Linked DNA regions of Homo sapiens: region 2 is linked to region 1. A link is a loop called in an ENCODE intact Hi-C map of the cell type or tissue named here. Cell type or tissue: tibial artery. All regions are shown on one strand. Each heading gives the region's core, and the rest is flanking DNA. Links, peaks and the distances in the headings are about the cores only. Region 1 holds the start of LOC105373674 (a long non-coding RNA gene). Region 2 overlaps KIF5C (kinesin family member 5C).

What was found. Peaks named below come from ENCODE experiments on the same cell type or tissue, not always from the same donor. Only the 100,000 strongest peaks of a DNase experiment are listed, where the experiment ranks them.
Region 2: it touches region 1 in a loop (7-fold over the local background); 1 of 110 quality-filtered maps calls a loop at or near these places.

What each region holds. Positions count from the first base shown.
Region 1 is chr2:147,976,180-147,987,033 of GRCh38, reverse strand. All of the region lies in intron 1 of ORC4 (origin recognition complex subunit 4), which reads left to right. It overlaps LOC105373674 (a long non-coding RNA gene), which reads right to left and starts at 3,423. Exons shown (of 5, transcript XR_007087258.1): 1 at 2,980-3,423; 2 at 2,714-2,811. In tibial artery, for the core only: no CTCF peak of the experiment used is centred there; no DNase peak of the experiment used is centred there.
Region 2 is chr2:148,897,820-148,908,673 of GRCh38, reverse strand. All of the region lies in intron 1 of KIF5C (kinesin family member 5C), which reads right to left. Among named protein-coding and RNA genes, the nearest start is that of KIF5C-AS1, 8.2 kb to the right of the region's middle. In tibial artery, for the core only: no CTCF peak of the experiment used is centred there; a DNase peak (open chromatin) is centred at 5,533.

The DNA.
Region 1 (10,854 bases), core at 2,621-6,620:
TTTAAGTTCCTTTTTTACACTTCATGTTTTAAGTTTAGACATTTTCTTTCTACTCTGAAGAATGAAATTAGCAACCGTATGCATTCATGCCACTTTTTTTTCATTTTTTTGTTGAATGATTATTTTCACTGTGTAACGACTTATGTTTCCACCTGCTACTATAATTATTTACCTTTTTTTGGTTTTAGTTTTTTATTTTAGTGGATTCAAAGGTCACTAGTGTGTGTGTGTGTGTGTGTGTGTATGTGTGTGTGTGTCTGTATAAAATTGTGTTTTTAATTATGCTTTAGTTGGCTGGATTTTGTCATTGAGTTCCCCATATCCTCCTGCAACACACACACTCCACACAAGGCTTTATTGGCTCTGTGTACTAAATAAGTTCATTCTTATTTGATAAGGCTATACCTGTTACCTTTATATGTGAGTGACATCTTTGCTAGGTATGAGTCTTGGTCTCTCTCTCAGAACTTTGTAGATATTATGACACCATATTTTAGCATTTTTTTCTCCCTTGTAGGTGTTTTTCAGGCTGAGTCCCAGTGAATTCTTTTTTTTAGGCTTGAAATTTAATAATTGAATTACAGTTTTTATCAGTTTTCTTCTTTTCATATTTGATACATTGATGAGAGTTTAGGAGATTTTATTGATGCAAGTATAGCTTTTAAGAGTGAGGTTAAAGTTAGGAACTATGGAGAACTCCTGTAGAATTTTCTAGGCTTGTTTATTATTAACTTGTCTCTTTGTTTAGTTACTGCTAAAGTATTTCTGTTTAACAGTTTTTTGTTTTGTTTTATTAGAGGAGAAAGATTCTCTGATTCCATTTTTTACCATTTTATCTGCACAATTCCTAATTAAAATTCCAGAGTTTCTGTACGAAACATGTATTCCTTTTTAGCGATGGGAAGAAAGTTTATGATCTTAAAAATAAAGATGTGTACAGAAAAAAATACAAATTGTACACATAGACATTCAAAGAGAAGTGAATTGTTGGTATTGAACATCTGTTATAATAACCGTGTTCTTTCAGAATGTATTCCTCTGCTATGTTTTGTCTCCTAAAGAAAAGCCCAGTGATGATTTTGATGAACTTTCTGATGTTTGCAGGGTTTTTTTTCATGCCAGTTGAGACTAACCAACCTCTGATTGGGAGTCAATAGACCTAACAGCTACTGCTGCTGTTAAGTAAGCTATGTCATCTTGGGCAGGTCATTGTATACCATTGCTAGTCAGCAAGCAGAGAGGTATTTGGTAAATTGACCAAACTTCAAATTTGACATGAAGGACTGTCACCAGGAGTTCATCCAGGTTGCTTCTCCCACAAAGTTTAGGATTATGTTAGTCTAAAAAACAGTGATTAGAACTAACCTAAGATGAGGAGCTTAAGTTAGTTGTGCAAACTAAATGGAGGGCTTTTATGTTCTATTTCTAAGGTAGGAAAACATTTGACATCTGAATGGCTATTGAGCTATATGTAGGAATAAGTTGTTAGTGTCAGCTATTTTCTAATTCTGTCTTTAGATGTTAAGAGAGTTTACTAAGGCTGGGCACGGTGGCTCACGCCTGTAATCCCAGCACCTTGGGAGGCCGAGGCAGGCGGATCACGAGGTCAGGAAATCGAGACTATCCTGGCTAACATGGTGAAACCCCGTCTCTACTAAAAATACAAAAAATTAGCCGGGCATGGTGGCAGGCGCCTGTAGTCCCAGCTACTCAGGAGGCTGAGGGAGGAGAATGGTGTGAACCCGGGAGGTGGAGCTTGCAGTGAGCCGAGATAGCGCCACTGCACTCCAGCCTGGGCAACAGAGCGAGACTCTGTCTCAAAAAAACAAAAAAACAAAAAAAACAGAGAGTTTACTGAATAGTTATCATTATTGTTGGCCAAACAGAGTTAGTCTAAAATACATTATGCAGAATCAGTGTGGTAGACAAAGAGGCTCTGAGTGAGGGTTTGGATCTGAGGAAGGCATCATGAGAAAGAAGAGTTATAAGTACTCATGAAACCTCAAGAGCAGTAAAGGATGTACTTCATAATTTTTAGAATTTATCAACAAGCAACCCTTGGAAAGCATAGGAATGGAGAATTACAATAAATAAGCCACCTCAGTTGAAAAATGGGAGTATGAATATACATGTGATTGAGTCTTGAGATTATTTAGTCATCCTGCTTTAGTTAGCATGTAACTATAAAATTTCAAATACAGATACAGTAAGTAGTGGTCAGTGAATATATTTCAGAATTCATCCCTTCCTTTGTAAAGGTATAGATTGTAGGGGACTTACTGTCATGGGGAAATGCACATAGGCAATTTAGAGAGCAGACAGCTTTAGATGACACATTTTTACAATTCCTATAATTTTTGTCCTTTGTCAATACAGAAGTAAATTTAAAATGGTCAGTAGCTCTCTGATGTATAGTAGTGCTCTGGAACTGCAGTAATGAGAATTTCCTCCATACGCAGTTGACTCTTGAACAATGTAAGGGTTAGGGGTCGAAACACCCCCTCCCTACCAAAAGCAGTTGAAAATCTGCATATAACTTTTGCCTCCCCAAAAACTTAACTGTTAATAGCCTACTTGACTGGAAGCCTTGCTGGTAACATAGTCAATTAATATATATTTTATGTATGTATTATATATTGTATTATTATAATAAAGTAAGGTAAAGAAAAGATATTTAGAAAATATATCTACTATATATAGAAAATATATTTACTATTCATTAAGTTGAAGTGGCTCATTGTAAAGGTCTGCATCCTACTTGTCTTCCTGTTGAGTAGGCTGAGGAGGAAGAGGAGGGGTTGATCTTGTTGCCTAGGGGTAGAAGAGGTGGAGGAGGTAGAAGGGGAGACAAGACAGGTTAGGCACACTGGGTGTAACTAAACAGGTAATTTCTGTCTATCTCTTTTGGTTTCTAATTTCTTTTAAAATGTTTCTATACAGTATCAACCCTTCCTCAACCATTTGCTTTGATTCCAGTACCTGTATCATAGAAGGGTCCATGTCGTAAAAGAAGTCAAGAGTAGTCTTGTATATTCAGAACCGTTCTGCCAGATTGTCTAATGTCAGTTTGTTTTCTGGCACTGTTCTGCATCTTTCTCACTGTCTGGCAGTGGTTCAGAAGCATCTATCTCCACCTTGTCTTCTGTTAATTCCTCTGGTGTGGTATCTGTTAGCTCTTGAATTTCTCTAAGACCCATATGTTGAAACACATCACTCCCCACCCTTTTTGCCGTGTCTACAATCTCTTTCATGATTTTCTTGATTGGCTTTGTAGTAAATCCTGTGAAGTCATGCACAACATCTGGACATAGATTTCTTCAGCAGAAATTTGTTTCAGTCTTGTTGGCTTTCATGGCTTTTTCTATGACAACAGGGCATCTTCAATGGGATAATCCTCCCAGACTTTCATCATGTTCTGTCTGTGGAGGTTTTTCCATAGTGTTGACATTCGTTTCCATAGAGTTCTGTGTGTAATGAACCTTAAAGGTCCCTATGACCCCCTGATCTACAGGCTGAATTAGAGAGTTTGTGTTTGGGGACCAGTGGACCACTTGGACAAAAGCCTTCGGTGTTGAACTCATGGGATTCTGGGTAGCCAGGGGCATTGTCCAATATCAGAAGAACTTCAAAAGGCAGTCCCTTACTGTCTGGGTACTTCCTGACTTCAGTGACAAAGCATCAGTGGAACTAATTCATTAACCCCATTGGCTCATTGAGTGAATCGGTTCCAGTGTTTTGACTATTACGAATAAATTTATCATGAACATACGTGTTACAGGTTTTTGTGTGAACATAAGTTTTTCTGTCAGGTAAGTACCCAAGAGTGCAATTGCTATGTGGCTTGGTAAGAGTATTTGTAGTTTTCTAAGAAACTGCTGTCAAGAAACTTTTCAGAGTAGCCATGCCATTATACATTCCCACCAGTGGTTAAATGAAAGATTCATTTTCTTTACATCCTCACCATCTTTGTGTTATTTTAGCTGCCTTAATCAGTGTGTGGTGGTATCTTACTATGGTTTTACTTTGCATTTTCCTAGCGGATAATGATATTAAACATCTTTGCATATGCTTATTTGCCACCTGCATATCTTTGGTGAAATGTCTACTTATGTATTTTGCCTATTTTCTAATGGGATTCCTTTTTTATTATTGAGTGTTGAGGGTTCTTTAGATACAGATCTTTTGTCAGATATGTGGTTTGCAGGTATTTTCTCCCAGTCTGAAGCTTGTCTCATCTGTACTATTAGAATTGTCTTTGAAATATTCTTTATTATATAGTAGATATTTGACCATTACATGAAGGGGGAAGATGTCAAAATAACCTTTGGACTAAAACTTTATTTACAGTCAAAATTTATGTAGGTTATAAGGTAGATACCATAGTGGCATGTTTGTTGTTTCTTTTATGAATGCTGGCCCCACATGAAGAAAAAATGAATTATCTTAATAGCTTACCTGATTTATATATGATGCAAAGGGGCAGATTAGATACCTGCCTTGGAACTGTGGACATTTATTTAGCTTTTTTGAGTAATTCTTTCTTAATTCATGAAGTGGGTAAAAAATATCTTTTAATTCTAACAATACTGTAAGATAGCTAATGTAGTTCTACAAAATAAAACATACTGCAAAAGCCCTTTCTCCTTTTTACATTTTAATTAGTCTTATAATCTAGGAGACAATTATTACATAGTTCTTTGTGATTTTAGATTTTGGCTGATAGTCAAGAGCATCATAAACCAGAGTTGAGGATATTTTATTAGCTAAAAAGGTTTTTCCCTCTCATAACACTGATTAGGAAAAATAAAAAATAGAATAAGATAAAACTTTAGATATAAAAGACTGCTAGAAGGTATCCTAAGACAGCTGAGAAGACCACTTTTCTTCTAAGAAAGAAGATGCTTAAGGGTCAAGACAATAATTGAGTACTCTGTTATTTAATTTTCAATTAGGAAGCCTGGAGCCAGAGGACTTTTGGTGGCTGAGGCCTTAGCTACCTGGCTTACACATTAAGGAGGACACAGATTTGCTTGCTGTCTGTCTGTCAAGGCCTGGCTCAGCTAAGGACCTGTTAACATTTCTAGAGAAGAAAACAGCATTACCATGGTTTGCTTTCTAATTGTCACTATATGAAATTAATAAATGTGAATGTAAAATATATTGGCTGATCTTCCTTCAGGTTATTGAAATGTGTTTGTACTTCTTTTTTCAAAAAAGTTTGCTAAATACGTAACAATTTCATAAGAGTACAACTTATTTGGGTTCAAATCATTCAAATCCTGGCTCTGCACTTACTTGCTTTTTGATGTATATTTTATATGTTTTTTTTCTAATTGATGAATAAAAATCTTATCCATTTATGGTATACAGCATAATGTTTTAATATAGGTATACATTGTGGAATGACAAAATTAAGCCTATTAATATATCTGTTACCTCACATACCATTTTTTTGTAGTAAGAAAATTTAAAATCTGCTTTCATTCTATGAGTTCCCCTGTTAGAGGTTCCACCTATTGTAGTCCCTCCCTTATCCTCAGTTTCACTTTCCATTGTTTCAGTTACTTTTGGTCAGCTGAAGTTCCAAAATATTAAATGGAAAACTCCAGAAATAAATAATTCATGAGTTTTAAATTGCATGCCACTCTGAGTAATGTGATGAAATCTTGCAGTGTCCTGCTCTGTCTTGCCTGGGACATACATAATTTCTTCGTCCAGCGTATCCATGCTGTGTATTGCATGTGTCCCATAATCACTCAGTAGCCATCTAGGTTATCAGATTAAAAGAACATAGTATATAGAGAGAGTTGGGTACTATCCATGATTTCAGACATGCGAGGGGCGCCTTGGAATTCATCTCCCATGGATAAGGAGAGACTACTGTATAAATTAGATTATGTGGTGTTTGTCTTTCTGTGCCTGGCTTATTTCAGCTAACAGAATATCTCCCAAATGCATCTATGTTGCTGCAAATGACAGGATTTCTTTTTTGTTTAAGGCTGAGTTAGTGTTCTATTGTGTATATATACCACATCTTCTTTATCTTTTCATCCATTGATGGACACTTAGGTTGATTCCGTATTTTGGCTGTGAATAATGCTGGAGTGTATATGGGAGTGAGGATATATCTTTGACATATTGATTTCATTTCCTTTGTATATATTGATGGATATTCAGGAGTGGGATTACCGGTCATGTAATTTGACTTCTAATTTTTTCAAGAACCTCCATACTGTTTTCCATAATGATTATACTAATTTACATTTTTACCAACAGTGTACAAGAGTTTCCTTTCTTCATAATCCTCAACAACACTCATCATCTTTTGCCTTTTTTTGACAATAGCCTTCCTAGCAGGTGTGAAATGTTATCTCATTGTGGTTTTGTTTGTACTTCCCTGAAAATCCCTGACAATTAGTAACACTGAGAATTTTCTCAAATACCTATTTGACATTTTTATGTCCTGTGAGAAATCTTTTTGACCATTTTTTAAATTGGGTTGTTTCCTTGCTATTAAGTTTTTTTTGTTGTTGTTTTTGTTTTTGTTTTTTTTAGTTCCTTATACAGTCATCCCTCTGTATCCACGGGAAACTGGTTCCAGGACTCCCCTGAGATACCAAAATCTGTAGATGCTCAAGTCCTTTCTATAAATTGGCATGGTATTAGCGTATAACCTACACATATCCCATATTCTTTAAATCATCACTAGATTACTTATAATTTCTAATACAATGTAAGTGCTTTGTAAATAGCTATTATAATGTATTGTTTTTAAAATTTATATTAATTTTTATTGTTGCATTTTTTTTCCCCTCTAAATTTTCTCTCTCTTAAGTTGGTTGAATCTGCTGATGAGGAGCGACTACATATTTTGGATTTTAACCTGTTAGCAGATGTAAGATTTGCAAATAGTTTCACTTATTCTGAAGGTTGTCTCTTCACTCTGTTGATTGAAGCTTTTTAGTTTTATGTCTGTTTTCATTATTCTTGCTTCTGCTTTTGGAGTCATATCCCAAAAAAATCTTTGCCGAGTCCAGTGTCAAAAAGCTTTCCCCCTGTGTTTTCTTCCCCTATGTTTCAGGTCTTATGTTTGTCTTTAATCCATTTTTAGTTGATCTTTGTATATGGTGTGCAATAAGGGTTCAATTTCATTCTTCTGCCTGTGGATATCCAGTTTTCCTAACACCATTTCTTGAAGAGACTGTCCTTACTCCGTTGTGTGTTCTTGGCACTTTTGTTGAACATAAGTCAACTGTAAAAGTATGGATTTATTTCTCGACTCTGTATTCTGGGGTCTGTATGTTTGTTTTTATGCCAGAACCATGTTGTTTTGAATTATCTTAGTTTTGCACTAGGTATTGAAATCAGGTAGTCTGATACCTCCAGCATTGTTCTTTAGCTCATGATTGTCTTAGCTATTAAATGTCTCTGTGGGTCCATATGAATTTTAGGATTTTTTTCTATTTCTATGAAAAATGTCATTAGAATTTTGATATGGATTACTTTGAACCTTCACTTCCAGTAGTAGGGACATTTTAATAACATTGATTCTTTCAGTCCATGAACATGGAGTATATTTCCATTTATTTGTGTCTTCACTTTCTTTCATCAATATTGTATAGTTTTCAGTGACAGACCTTTCACCTCTTTTGTTACATTTCTTTCTAATTTGTTTTTGATGCTATTGTAATTAGGACTGGTTTTTAATTTTATCAAATAGTTATTAGTGTGGAGAAATCTTATTGATTTTTTTATGTTGATTTTGTATCCTGCCACTTTACTGTATGTATTAGTACTAACAGTTTTTTGGTAGAGTCTTAAGGATTTTCTCTATATAAAATTATGTTATCTGCAAACAGACCATTTAACTTTCTCTTTTTTGATTTGGATGCCTTTTATTTATTTTTTCTTACCTAATTCCTCTGGCTAGGACTTGCAGTACTATATTGAATATAAATGGCCAAAGTGGGCATTCTTGTCATGTTCTTGATCTTAGAGGGAAAGCTTCCAACTTTTTACCTTTGGGGTGTGATGTTAGCTGTGAGTTTGTTATATATGGCCTTTATTGTGTTGAAGTATATTCCTTTTATACCTAATATATTGACAGTTTTTAAACCTGAAGGAATATTGAATTCTGTTAGAAGCTTTTTCTGTATCTGTTGAGTCAGTCATGTGATTTTTGTCCTTCATTCTGTTAATGCATTATATCACATTTATAGATTTACATATGTTGAACCGTCTTTGCATTCCAAAGATAAATCCCACTTGATCATGGTAATTGATCTAATGTACTGTTGAATTAGATTTGCCAGTATTTGTTGAGGATTTTTGCACCTATATTCATCAAGGATATTGGCCTGCTACCGAAACTGTTCACCAAGAGGCCTGGGAAAATTCATGCACACTGGTACCTCAGAAAATAAGTCCACTGTCCTCAGTCCCAACTGCGGACCCTGATAAGACACTTTAACTTGGCTATGGTCTGAGATCAGTTCAAGGACCCACAAGAAGACAAAACTGTCTGAATCCCTGGGTCAAGCTTTCTGAACTTGGTCCTGCATTAAATACTGAAACAGCCCTGAAGCTCAGCTCCTGCCACTGTTGGTTGCAGCCTGAGAGCAACCCTGCCTGCACAAGGAACTGCTAGGAGACTCACCTGTCTGTGCCATCAGTACAGACTTGCCAATCTCTGTCCCATAGCATATGCTGAAAAAGCTCTGAATCGGGGATTCAGCTCCACTCAGCCACAGTCTTACAGAAATCCTGCACAGAAATCCTCCTGTAGTCAGGAGATACATCCTTCTGTGTCCTCAGGACAGGCAGGCAGATTTCAGTCCCACAGCAGGTCCTGAAACAACCCTGAATCTTGGCATAAGCCCCTCTCAGCTGTGGTCAGAGAGCAGTTCTGCCTACCCAGCATCCTGGAGGGAGATGGGGCTGTCCATAGCCCTGCAAACAGGCCACCTGACCTAGGTCCCTCATCAGTCCCTGAAACACCCCTGAAAAGTGGCTCCAGCCCCTCTCAATACAGCAGGCCCGCTAACTTAAGGACCTGAAGGGAGACATGCAGGTTTGTGACACCTTAGGCCTGAAGACCTAAGTCTTGACTGTAGGCCCTGAAGCAACCCTGTAGCTTAGTTCCAGCCCCACTCAGCTGTGGACTAGGGCAGTACTGCCTGTTAAGGAATCTACTCAGTGATCCAGTAGGAGCCCTCCCAGGTTCCCAGAGAAAGCCAAACCATCCACACACCTGGTAACAGGTCTTTTCTCTGCATATCTTCATCCACTGTACAGACCGAGGTCCTAGAAAAAGTCCAGTCCGCCAAGGGACCAGATAGGGTTCATATCCTGCTACAGCCCCTGGTAACAAGGTCCTATCGGGAGGACAGGGCCCTTTCCAAGTCTGAAGCCTGGACCACAGTTGGGGAATCTGTCACGTGAATGAAGATCTGCCCTCCAATTGACTTTTCCAGGTCTTGGGCCCCACTGGGGTTTCACAGACGCCTGCCTGAATCTCAACGCTAACACAAAGACCATTTTGTCCGTGGGTGGCTGTGAAATTATTGTTGCTATTTGGGGACACAAGCTGAAGGGCCTCCTATTTCATCTTGCTGCTGTCATTCTCGCATTATTATAATGTTAATCATTGGTGATTTGATGATAAGTCAGCTTTTTTTGAGTTTTATGAGTTCTGGCAGTAAAAAAGTTCCAAAATGTCTTTCACTGAGCTAAATTCAGGGTGTTAGCAAAGCTGTGTTCCTTCTGGAGATTAGATGAGACCAGAATACACTTTTTTAAAAAAGTGGTTAACTTGGTTGGATCCAAATCCTGGCTCTTCCATTTATATACTGTTTGATTTTGGTCAACATACCTAGCCTATCTGTGTCTTCTAACCTTAAAAGAGGATTATAATAGTAGTTATTCCACATGATAGTTTTGAGGATTAAATGAGTTGATAAATGCAAAGCATTTGTAACAATTCCTGATACCTAAACACTGCTTAAGCTGTTACTGTCTATCTGTTAAAATTTATTCCTATAGGAAATCAGTGCTAAGAAAATTAGGTCTTTTAGTCAAAGGTCTTTTAGTCATTTGTCTATGAGTATGGTACACTTGAGGAGAATTTTACAAAAAATATAATTTTTTCATTAATTTTTTTTTCATTCCAGTTATTCATTGCCAACTTTGTTTTGGGCATTATGCTACAATGCTTAGAATATAAAAAATCTCAATTTGGAAACAGTAGCAATTAAACAGACAATTTTGTTTAAAATAATTCAATAATAAAGCAAAATACAGGCACTTATGAGTGTTTAAGGAAGAGGCATTTAACCTAGTCTGTAATGATTATTTGTGTATTGTTGGTGAGTGGAGCAAGAAAGGGAAGGTTTTCTATAAGGGATGATCCTGTGGGATGGATGGGTGGGAGAATCATAAAGGAAGCATGTAAGTTAAAAAAAGAAAAAGGAAGAAAGGGAAGGTGAATAGAAGATTTAATCGAAAGGGAGGAGTAGCTGTAAGAACCACATACAGGCCTGGAGGTATTGTAGGTTCAGTTCCAGACCATTGCAGTGAAGCAAATATCACAATAAAGTGAATCACCCAAAACTTTTCTCAGTGCATATAAAATTTATATTTACAGTATACTAGTCTACTAAGTGTGCAGTAGTAGCATGTCTAAAAAATGTACATACCTTAATTTGAAAATACCTTATTGCTAAAAAATGCTGACAGACACAAAATGGGGACATGGTGTTTGAAAAATGGTGCCTATCGACTTGTTGGACACAGAGTTGCTACAAACCTTCAGTTTACTTTAAAAAAAAAATGCACCATCTGCAAAGCACAGTAAAA
Region 2 (10,854 bases), core at 3,775-7,774, 920 kb before region 1:
TACAATGGGGAGCATGCTAGAGAAACTGTCTCACTGAATCCTCGGATGACCCCATGGTGTAGGTAATACTGGAGAAACTGAGGCTGCAGTGGCCACATGACTTGCACAAGGCCACCCAGTAAGAATGGGATAGAACAAGAGCCCATGTCCATAACCCCTCTCCTACTACGCTAAGGTCAGGGTGGCCCTTTAAGGTGACCAAAGGGTTAGAAATAACAAACAAGAGTGGATGAACCTAGGTTTATTTTGTCTGGAGGAGAGAAATCTTTGAGAGTGATTAATTAAAGCATATTCAGGATATTTTTTAAATAAACGGAGAGAGCTGTTCTCCATCATCCCTAATGGTAGAAGAAAAGGCCTTCACCCTCAGCCTGGCAGGTGAAGACAGAGATAAAGAATGTGCAGACTGTGGGATCTTGCTGGGAGGGAGGCAGGACTCACCTACCTAGTCTGTCTCTGATGCATTTCTTTGGAAAATGCATGTTGACAGTGCTTCTAAAAGTAATCATATGAGCTGCCTGAAAAGGTCAACTTTCAACTCTGGTAAAGATTGGGATGCCTTTTCCAGATTAATTCCACATTGGTGTTTGTGGGCAATGCTGAAACAAAAGAAAATCCAGGCTAGCCAAAACTTTTCACATAAATAGTGACAAAAGCAACCGAGTGGCTGGACAGATTTGAGACAGGAACAGCCCGAGGACTACAGCAGGGGCTCCCAGTCTGGAGACTCTAACATAGATCTCCAGATGACCCCAATGACTGGGAATTGCTTTTACTCTGGACAGCCTGCTGGGCGGCCCCAGTTGACTGTCCCGGGTATGTCCCGGGTCGCTAACCACTTTGACTGCCCCTGAGCCACAGAGTCAGGCAGGAGTCAGGGACACGTAGGTACTCTCTTCTCCCTGCCCCTCACCTTCCTTCAGGGCCACCTCGGCCACAAAGGCTGGCTCCACATCAGTCAGCTACTCAGACATGCTCTCGCCTCACCTCCTCCTTCCCACTCTTCCCCTGATGCCCACAGGCTGGATTTCAGGTCAGGAAGCACTAGGCTTGGAGCCATATGCTGAAAATGACTTCCCTTTTCTTCCTAGATTAGATTTGCTGCAAATGGCTCTGCTCCCACAAGCTCCATGATCCAATATACCCAGGAATAAAATCTAAGGGACATATGGTTACAGGGAGCAAGATCAGAAGAGACTTCAGCCTCCTGGGTTAATGCACAAAGCTTGCAGCTGGTCATGCAGTGTGCTGGGCCCTTTCCATGGCCATAAATCCACACCTGGGTGCATTAATGCCACTGCGTCTGGAGCCCATGTGCTTCACAATGGAGAGTTGAAGTAACTGCAGGCTGTCCTTCACAGGCCATATCCTCAAGGAGGCGGTCCTTGTGACACAGGTGGAGGTGACGTCACTTCCCCCCACATGGCCAGTCAGCCACTGTCAGGGGACTGCTCTCTCTCAGTGTTTTCTTAATTAAAGAAGCTTCACAGGACAGCAGCAAAGAGGGACCAAAACAGGTAGCATTGGACCAATCCCTTGGATTGGGTCTGAAAAGCAGCTGCCACCTTCATTGTCCTTCTCAGTTTTTTCTTTTTCTTTCTTTTCTGTTTTTAGAGACAGGATTCTTGCTCTGTTGCCCAGGATGGAGTGCAGTTGAATGATCATAGTTCACTGTAGTCTCAAACTTCTGGACTCAAGTGATCCTTCCACCTCAGCATCCTGAGTAGCTAGGACTACAAAACACATGCCACCACACCCAGCTAATTCTTTTAATTTTAATTTAATTAATTAATTTATCTATTTATTTTGAGGCAGGGTCTTGCTCTGTCGCCCAGGCTGGAGTGCAGTGGTATGATCTCAGCTCACTATAGCCTCAACCCCCTGGGCTCAAGCAATCCTCCCACCTCAGCCCCACTGAGGAGCTGGGACTACAGGCATGCACCACCACACCCAGGTAATTTTTGTATTTTTTGTAGACACAGGGTTTCACCACATTGCCCAGGCTGGTCTCGAACCCCTGAGCTCAAGCGATCCTCCCACCTCAGCCTCCCAAAGTGCTGGAATTACAGACATGCACCAGCATGCCTGACTTCATTATTTTTATTTTATTTTATTTTTAGAGATGGGGTTCTCACTATGTTGCCCAGGCTGGTCTCAAAGTCCTGGGCTCAAGCAATACTCCCACCTTAGCTGCGATTACAGGCATGAGCTACTGTGTCCTCCTGCTCAGTTTTCTAGCACTGTCAGGCCCTGAGCTCCAAGCCTTTCCTCCAGTAAAGCACATCAGTTACTTAGATGCCAACTGTGGCATCTCCCTCCCATGGGACTTCCTTATGATCAATGAGTCAGTATTTCCTGAGATTCCTCAGTCTCCACTTTCACAGCCTGGTTCCCTCCAGGCACTCATACTTGCGCCTCACCCTCTTTTTCTGCTGAATTATTTAGACATCACGAATTGGCTAAAATGTACTTGCTGAATTTACTGGCAAGAGAAGACGCAGCTTCCCTTCCCTTTCCTCTGCCTCCCCTTTTTCCCTCTGGCCCCAAGGGAGTCTCACTCTCTCTCCCCTCCCTCCTAGGTAAACCCATCTGATATGGTTTGGCTGTGTCCCCACCCAAATTTCATCTTGAATTGTAGCTCCGATAATTCCCACATGTCATGGGGGTACCCTGTGGGAGGTAATTGAATCATGGGGTGGGTCTTTCCTGTGCTGTTCTCATGACAGTGAATAAGTCTCACAAGATCTGATGGGTTTACAGAGAGGAGTTTCCCTGCACAAGCTCTCTTTTTTGGCCTGCCATCGTGTAAGACATGCCTTTCACCTTCCACCATGATTGCGAGGCCTCCCCAGCCATGCAGAACTGTAAGTCCATTAAACCTCTTTTTCTTTATAAATTACCCAGTCTCGGGCATGTCTTTTTCAGCAGTGTGAAAGTGGACTAATATACCATCCTCCCACTCCTTGACCCTGGCTCCATCTCTCCCTTCTCGTAGGCTTCCTCCATTAGCTAAAAGCATGACTACATGTGTGCTATCCTTAAAAGCAAAAAACCTGCCATCGACCTTGCTTCTACCTCAACTCACTGTGCTATCACCACACACTAAGCTTTTTGGAAATAAGTAGCACACACTCCCAGCATCCTTCCTCTCACTTCTCATTATGCCAGTCTTTTTGCTAAATGGGAAGCAGCAAAGGCACCCACAGCTGTCCCCTTAGCAAACCAATGCCTCTCCTTTGCCATCCCTTTATCACCCTCTCCAAGCATCTGCCCCTCCCACTTCTGCAATGATTTCTCCCCTTCTTTAATTTCTCCAACTTCTTTAATTTCTCTTTTTAAATATTGGCCTTCCCTAGCATTAAGTTTTTGTGCTTTTTTTCCTCTCTAAACCAATGTGTCCTAACTCAGGGATTTGGGTGGCACCATCACAATTTTTGTCATAACCATGTACCATCCACTCTACCTTTAATTTAATATTTTTTTAATTAACTTATTTTTCCTTAAATATACTTTCAATGAAACTTTTATATTACTGTTGTAAGTGAAAAATCAGTATTACATGCTATAAACAGAAGGCAATAAAAAGAGATACAATGAAAACAAAGCAATACTAATGAGCTCTAGCTAGAAACATTGCATGTCAAGGACTCCAAGCCTAGGACCTGTTCTTTCCTTTTATTAAGAGGGAAATTCCAAAGTATTAGAGATTAAACACTAGCACCAAACTGAAGCTTTGTCTTTGGTAGATTCAGAAGGGCTGAAAGAGGAATAAAATGAAAATAACTTTCCACTACCTGATTCAATGTTATCTAAGCCCATGTCTGCTGTGTACTGCCTAAAATTATCAACTACAAAGATAATTTTCCTACTAAATACTAGAGTTAGTTCTCCTTCCTCTGTGACTCTCTTCAGAGGACTTAACAATTGTAACTTTTTCAATGGTTGCCGTATTTCTTAGCTCCATTCCACATGCTTTTAGAAAATGAGATTACAGACATAAACTAGAAACAAGATAGACAACAAACACCCTAAATGTCAAAACTAGTACCAAACAGCAGCAATCCATCCAAGCTGGAGCCCAGATCTACCCCAGATGGCTCTATCCATCAGGGTTGGATCCTGGAACATGTCAGAGACTGCCCACCATCAACGCCTAATCCATAATAATAAATAATATGATAGCCAACATCTGAAAGGTTTACATGCCAAACGCAGCACGACACTCCTCATATATGTGCTGTTCAATCTTCACAATACACTCGTGAGATCGATGCTGTTATTATTCCCAGTACGAGGAACCATTAGAGAAGTTAAGGAACTTGCCAAGGATCTATTGTAAGTGGCAGATCCAGGATTTGCAGATCGTCTGATGCCAGAGCCTGTGCTCTTAACGCTTGTGCTCCCCCGATGCTGAGACACAGCAATTTTAAACTTCACAAACCTCAAAATAATAGCCTGCTGCTCTTAAGCACAATTAAGACAATGGGGTTGACACAACAGGAAAACCATTCAACATGTAATTAAACATAATTACTGGTGTCCTCTAATTGTTTGGGAAAATAAATCTCTTGCTCTTGACAAGCTATAATTCTGGTGTGTGCTAAGAAGGTTCAAGTCTTCACTTCAATCTGTATACCTCTAGCACATACATACATTATTCATCACATTTTATGGCGAGTAGCAGTAGAGTGGCTCAAAGATACCTTCAACATGTAACTTAGAATCAAATAAGATAGGGCTCAGAGGAATCTAAACCATCCTGCCCAAATCTTCATTTTATAGATGGGAAAAAAGGGGAAAAAAAATAACTTCCCAAGAACATACAGGGCTCTGCCTTCTAGTTAAGTGCTCAAGGCACTTCACTGGTTAAACAGGTTAAATTCAGACTGCCTAAGCTAAAAACCAGCCTTCACAATTTAGTAGCTATGTGACCTTGGGCAAGTTATCGCAGCTCTCTGAGCTCAGGTGAGGATGATAATAATACTGCAGCAGCTCTCTCATAAGATTCTGTGAGGACGAAATAACAATATATGTAAAACACTTGGAACACTACCTGGACACATGGCATTCGATCACTGCATCTAGCCACAGATACTACTGCTTCAGACAGTGAGCCACACCTGCATGACGGGCCTTGGAAATACTTCCAGGTTCTCATCAGGGCCACTAAAAACAGCAGTAAGGGTGTGTTCGCATCCACTAAGGAGCAGTTAAAGGGTGTCTCCAATGTCTGCCACATGGAGCTAAAACTATAAAGCAAAGGCGTTTAGCTGAGGTTCTTTCAAGGAGGGAGAAGGGCACGGGAAACAGACCTGAGTGCCTTGCATCATGACACTTAAATTCTGCTGGAATGAGCTTCAGTGCCAGTAGCCATGCTCTTGTGGGCAGACCTGTTTATTTAACATGACAGATAATCATGCTTCCAGAAGGACAAAGTTTTTAAAGGCAACATGAGCATTATTTATGGAGCATACACTTAGTAAATAGCACTAGGTGTATGGAATACCATGAAATCTAGGGTAGGACTATCAAAGCAGCCTTGGCAAATACCTAGACCGAGGCTCCCCATCTTTCTGATGTCTCCCCAAGCAGACATCACTCTTCAGCCACAGCACACTTGCCTGCAGAGCCCAAGTACAGCTCAAGGGCAGCCTTACAATCCCTCTCAACCCAATGCTCCATGAAGCCACTGCCTGTGCATAAATGTTGAATTTAGGAATTAGAGGAATAAGCAGGCAAGCAGAGAATGAGGCACAGGACTAAAACTCAGCAGGGGCCAAGAATTATTTTACTTAGCTTCTCTTGATTAGGCATTTGAATTTAAAACAGCTAGGAATATAATACATAATACATCTTGTGTGTGTTGCAGGGAAAAGGTTTAAAGGGTCCAAGCTATAAAACATAACCAATGTGAAATGCTCTTTGCAGGAATACACGAGCACTACAAAATATTCTAATTTTCCTTGGGCTCCCATAAGAAAAACTAGCAGCATCCTCATTTGAAAGAAGAGATATGAAGGAACAGAGATGGCAAAGTACTTACTACAGATGTTCCTGGGCCGAGGGCAGTGGCTCATGCCTGTAATCCCAGCACTTTGGGAGGTCAAGGTGGGTGGATCACTTGAGGTCAGGAGTTTGAGATCAGACTGGCCAACATGGTGAAACCCCGACTCTCCTAAAAATACAAAAATTATCTGGGCGTGGTGGCGTGTGCCTGTAATCCCAGCTACCTGGGGGGCTGAGGCAGGAGAATCACTTGAACCTGGGAGGCAGAGATTGCAGTGAGTCAAGATCGCACCACTGCACTCCAGCCTGGGCAACAGAGCAAGACACTATTTCAAAAAAAAAAAAATGTTTCTGGCACGAAGAAGCTGTCTGCCTTTCCCCCTGTTGAGCCATTCAGGGCGAGAACCCAGGACTCAAAGAAATGGAACCACAGAAGAGAGAATCCAGGAACACGAGGGGCACTTCTGCTGGCTGATTCGACCACAAAAGGTGCTGGTTGCACAGTCACTGCACAGACAGGGGGCATTAACAGGAGGGGAAAGAAAGGATTTCCATTTTGTTATGGACCAACGCTGACTGTTAGAACCCCAACTCACAGTGCGAAAAAGAGCAGCAAACCCGGTGAAGAGGTCTCTTCTGTGCACAGTCCACCCTCGGGAGGGGCAAGAAGTAACCAATCCTATTTAATTCAAGTCAAAAATCTTTAAAAACTATACCTTCCTTACATTTGTTCCAGTGTTCTGGCCTCTGCAGGGGCTATTGACTCTTTAAGAGGCTGTAACTGACGCCATATCTCACAGGCCGTCCTCCAGATTCCTTAAGAGGTGACAAACAGTATTTCCTCTGAAATGTCAGAGATTGATGGGGGGAGGTTTCCAGGAGCAAGGAGCTAGGAAGGCTGGGAGGGATGGAGGGACCAAGTGCTACAGTGACAGGAGCCTGCCACTGGGGTATCTGACATGGGTGTACCACATCTGCCCAGCTGGTTCCCAGAGCACTGATGGGAGGAAGTTGCTTAAAAATATTAAATTGATAAATAGCCTGTCATTGGGAATAATTGAAAGCATCTTATATCTCAGTTTAAAATCTCCTTAGTTCGGTTTCCATATTGCTTTCTTTTTTTATTTTCCTTGAATGAGAAATATGTTCATATAGTTCAAATACCAAAAAGTATAAAGGATTTTTTAAAGGTATAAAGTATAAAAGTGAAACGTCTCCCTCACATCCCTGCCCTCTATTCCTGCAGCTGCCAGCTGCTCACCACCTCCCAGCCCCAACACTTCTGCTGGTGCCTCACCACTCTCTCCAGAGTTCTTTCTTTGTGCACACAGAAGCAGTCAACCATACATCCCTAATTGTTCCTCTTTGTGCTACAAAAGGTGGCAGGTTATATATACCTGCCTCCACCTTGCTTCTTCCACTTAATATATCTTGAAGACTTTTCCATATATCAGTACATGGAAAGCTTTCTCATATTGCTTTATTTTTTATTTACATACAATGATGTATAGATGTGAAGTATTCCACTAGATGATTTTGACAATTAGATATCCTCGCAACATCTCGCAACAACCACCTAAGACTAAACAGGGCACTTGTATCATGTCCCTTTCTGGTCAACCGCATCTCAGCAACCACCATTTTTATTTCTGTAACTGTAATGCAATGTGGGTTTGTTGGGGTTTTTTGTATTTTATGATATTAAGATTTCTGTTCCTGTCAGAGAGCAGCAACGAATGTTCATGAGCTATTCTCTATGAAGAATCCTCCAACACAAGTCCCTGCCCCACCCTACCTGCCCCCTTCTAGACCAGGTACCCTCCTTGTGGCCCCACTCCTACACTTGCTTTCCAACACTGAACCATAATCACTTCTGAAATTTTCTCTTTCTCCCTCTGGTCTGTAAGCCCAAGCTCCATTTCTTTGTCCCCAATGCATCTCCAGTACAAAGCACCAATTAAATATTTGCCAAACCCTTTCCCAAAGGCAGTTTGTAATTAGAGAGTAAAGGTGTCGATCTCTGACCAGTGTTGCTATGGGAATGACTGAATGCAAACTTCATTTTACAATTAAAGTAACTGTCAGAAAGGAGGCAGGAAGCTTGTAAAGAGGCAAACGAGGGTAGTGTGGGATGAGAAAGAGCCATTCCCAGGGTTCTGTTGGCAGGGAGGGAGAGGCCCCTATGTCAGCTGACTGTCTGCACTCATGGAAGGAAAAAATGAGGAACATTTTAAGACTTGATTTCCAAGATTTTGAAAACAAATCAGAGGCCTTTCTTGGGCTTAGCATAAAACCATCACAGATAGGCATTCCCTACATGACTAGATCACTGGACTGTAAGCTTTAAATAGAAAATGGTGAGGCAATGTGGGTTATTGGAAAAGAGTGTCCACAATGATATGTGTTTAAGGATGAAGGGGGAGATAAATTATCAGGAAAACCATCTGCTCCAAGGTCTGAGAAATAGAAGGCACTGGCAAAATAGAGACATCTTTGGGGAATACTGAAAACTAAGCTGCATAGAAGTCAAATGGGGAAAAAAAATCACAAAATCAGCAAAATAGCTTTCCAAGAGCAATCAAACAAGGTACCTGAAGAGTAGAAAAACAGTTCAATAAAGCTGACCAAGCAGCCCGACTCTGGGGCAGCTACCAACCTTAATTGTCTCTGCATCGGTTTGAGCTGAGCTTAAAGTTAGGCAGAATGAAGTGGCCAAGCACTTGTTTTCCATGAGATCTGAAATCATTCTGTTGCCTTAATGCCCAGGCATACCCTACATTCAGCTGTGAACACAGGAGACATACACAGAAATATGAGAAGGGAAAGCCCAACCTCATGGAATTCAGGAAAGAAATACCCATGACTTGGCTGAGGAAATCTATTGCAACCATTTTTAAGGAGTCTGTTGGTAACTGAGGAGTAGTAATTATCCAATTGTTTTCTTTTTTTTTTTTTTTTTTTTTTTGAGATGGAGTTCTGCTCTTGTTGCCCAGGCGGAGAGCAGTGGCGCGACCTCGGCTCACCGCAACCTCTGCCTTCTGGAATCAAGCGATTCTCCTGCCTCAGCCTCCCAAGAGGCTGGGATTACAGGCGCCCACCACCACGCCCGGCTGATTTTTTGTATTTTTAGTAGAGATGGGGTTTTGCCATGTTGGCCAGGCTGGTCTCGAAATCCTGACCTTAGGTGATTCACCCTCCTCAGCCTCCCAAAGTGCTGGGATTATAGGCATGAGCCACCACGCCTGGACCCAGCTGTTTTCTTATGCCAAGCATAAGCACATCTAGATGTTCTCATTTAAGAGAATAAAATAAATCTCTTTAATTTGCTTTACTTCACCTGTTCCATTTTCGTTAATCCAAAAGCTGACATTGCCAATGGTATTTAACAATAAAGCAGCAAGTAGTCTTGAAACAAAAATAACATTAAAAGGAAAGAGTAAGATATGGCTTTCTATGCTTTGTCACTGACTCTTAAAAAAATAAGATTAAAAGGTGTTCGATGACGAAAGAACTATATAGGCTAATCTGAATTCTGAAAAAAATACTATTTAATTAATATTCTATATAGCAAGCACCTAATACAATTCTTATTTTAGCAGAGATTATATACATAATGTCTCCATTTCATATAAAATTTTCTCTGAATGCTAGATGTTTGGTTATTAATGTGAACATAAACCCTTCAAAATATTACTGTTTTTCTTCATAGAGAATAGCTCATGAACATTCGTTGCTGCTCTCTAACAGGAACAGATATCTTCTGGTAAAAACTTGTGTTTGCTTTGTAAAAAAAATTAAATAATACCATGTAGTAGGGTGACGTTTCCTTTCGCTGCTATAAAAAATTAACAGAAATTTAGTGGTTTAAGACAACAAAATTTTATTATCTTTCAGTTCTGGATGTCAGAGGTCCAACTTGAGTCTCACTGGGCTGATGTCAAGAAGCCTGCAGAGCTGCTTTCTTCCTGGAGGCTCTAGGAGAGATTCCGTTTTCCTGCCTTTGCCAGCTTCTAGCGGCCGCCTGTATTCCTTGGCTCGCATGACCCCTCTGTATCCTTAAAGCAGTAATGGCCCGTCAAGTCTCATGAGGCCATCAGTTTGGTTTCAACTTTTCTGCTTCCTTCTTCCCCATTTAAGAATCCCTGTGATTGCACTAGACAATCTTTATTTGAAGGTCAAATGGTTAACAACCATAACTCCATCTGCAACCTTAATTCCCACTGGTCATGCAACATAACATATTCGGGTTCTGGGATTAAGAAGTGGACATCTTTCAGGGCCATTATTCTGCCTACTACAGAGGAAATGAGAATTGTCTCATGAGATACTCAGTTCAGGGCTCTGTGGCCTCTGCATTTAATGATTGGTTTGGTGGTAACATTCAACATGAGCCTGCCTATTCTACTGCAGGGAACTGGCAACTTTGGCTTTTTCAGACTGGAGAGAGCCTCTCAATCTAGGACTCTCCACTCCCTAGGTGCCTGAAGGTCTCCATTCCTATGTGGACTAGACAGGACATTTGGCAGGAAGGGAGGGCTAGGAAAAAGACAGGACTTCCCACAGTGATCTACATGCAGAAGGCCTTAGAGCCAGTCTTTGATGGGAGGAAGGCACAGTGTGCAAATCAGGGCTCAACTCCTCTCCACTCCCTCAAACCCTGAGCTTTCTCTGCTAGCCAGCACCACCTCTCCCTGGAGCACACAGGATGATTTTTTTTTTTTTTTTTTTTTTTTTTTTTTTTTTTTTTTTGAGACTGAGTCTTACTCTGTCAGCCAGGCTGGAGTACAGTGGCATGATCTCGGTTCACTATAACCTCCGCCTTCCAGGTTCAAGTGATTCTCATGCCTC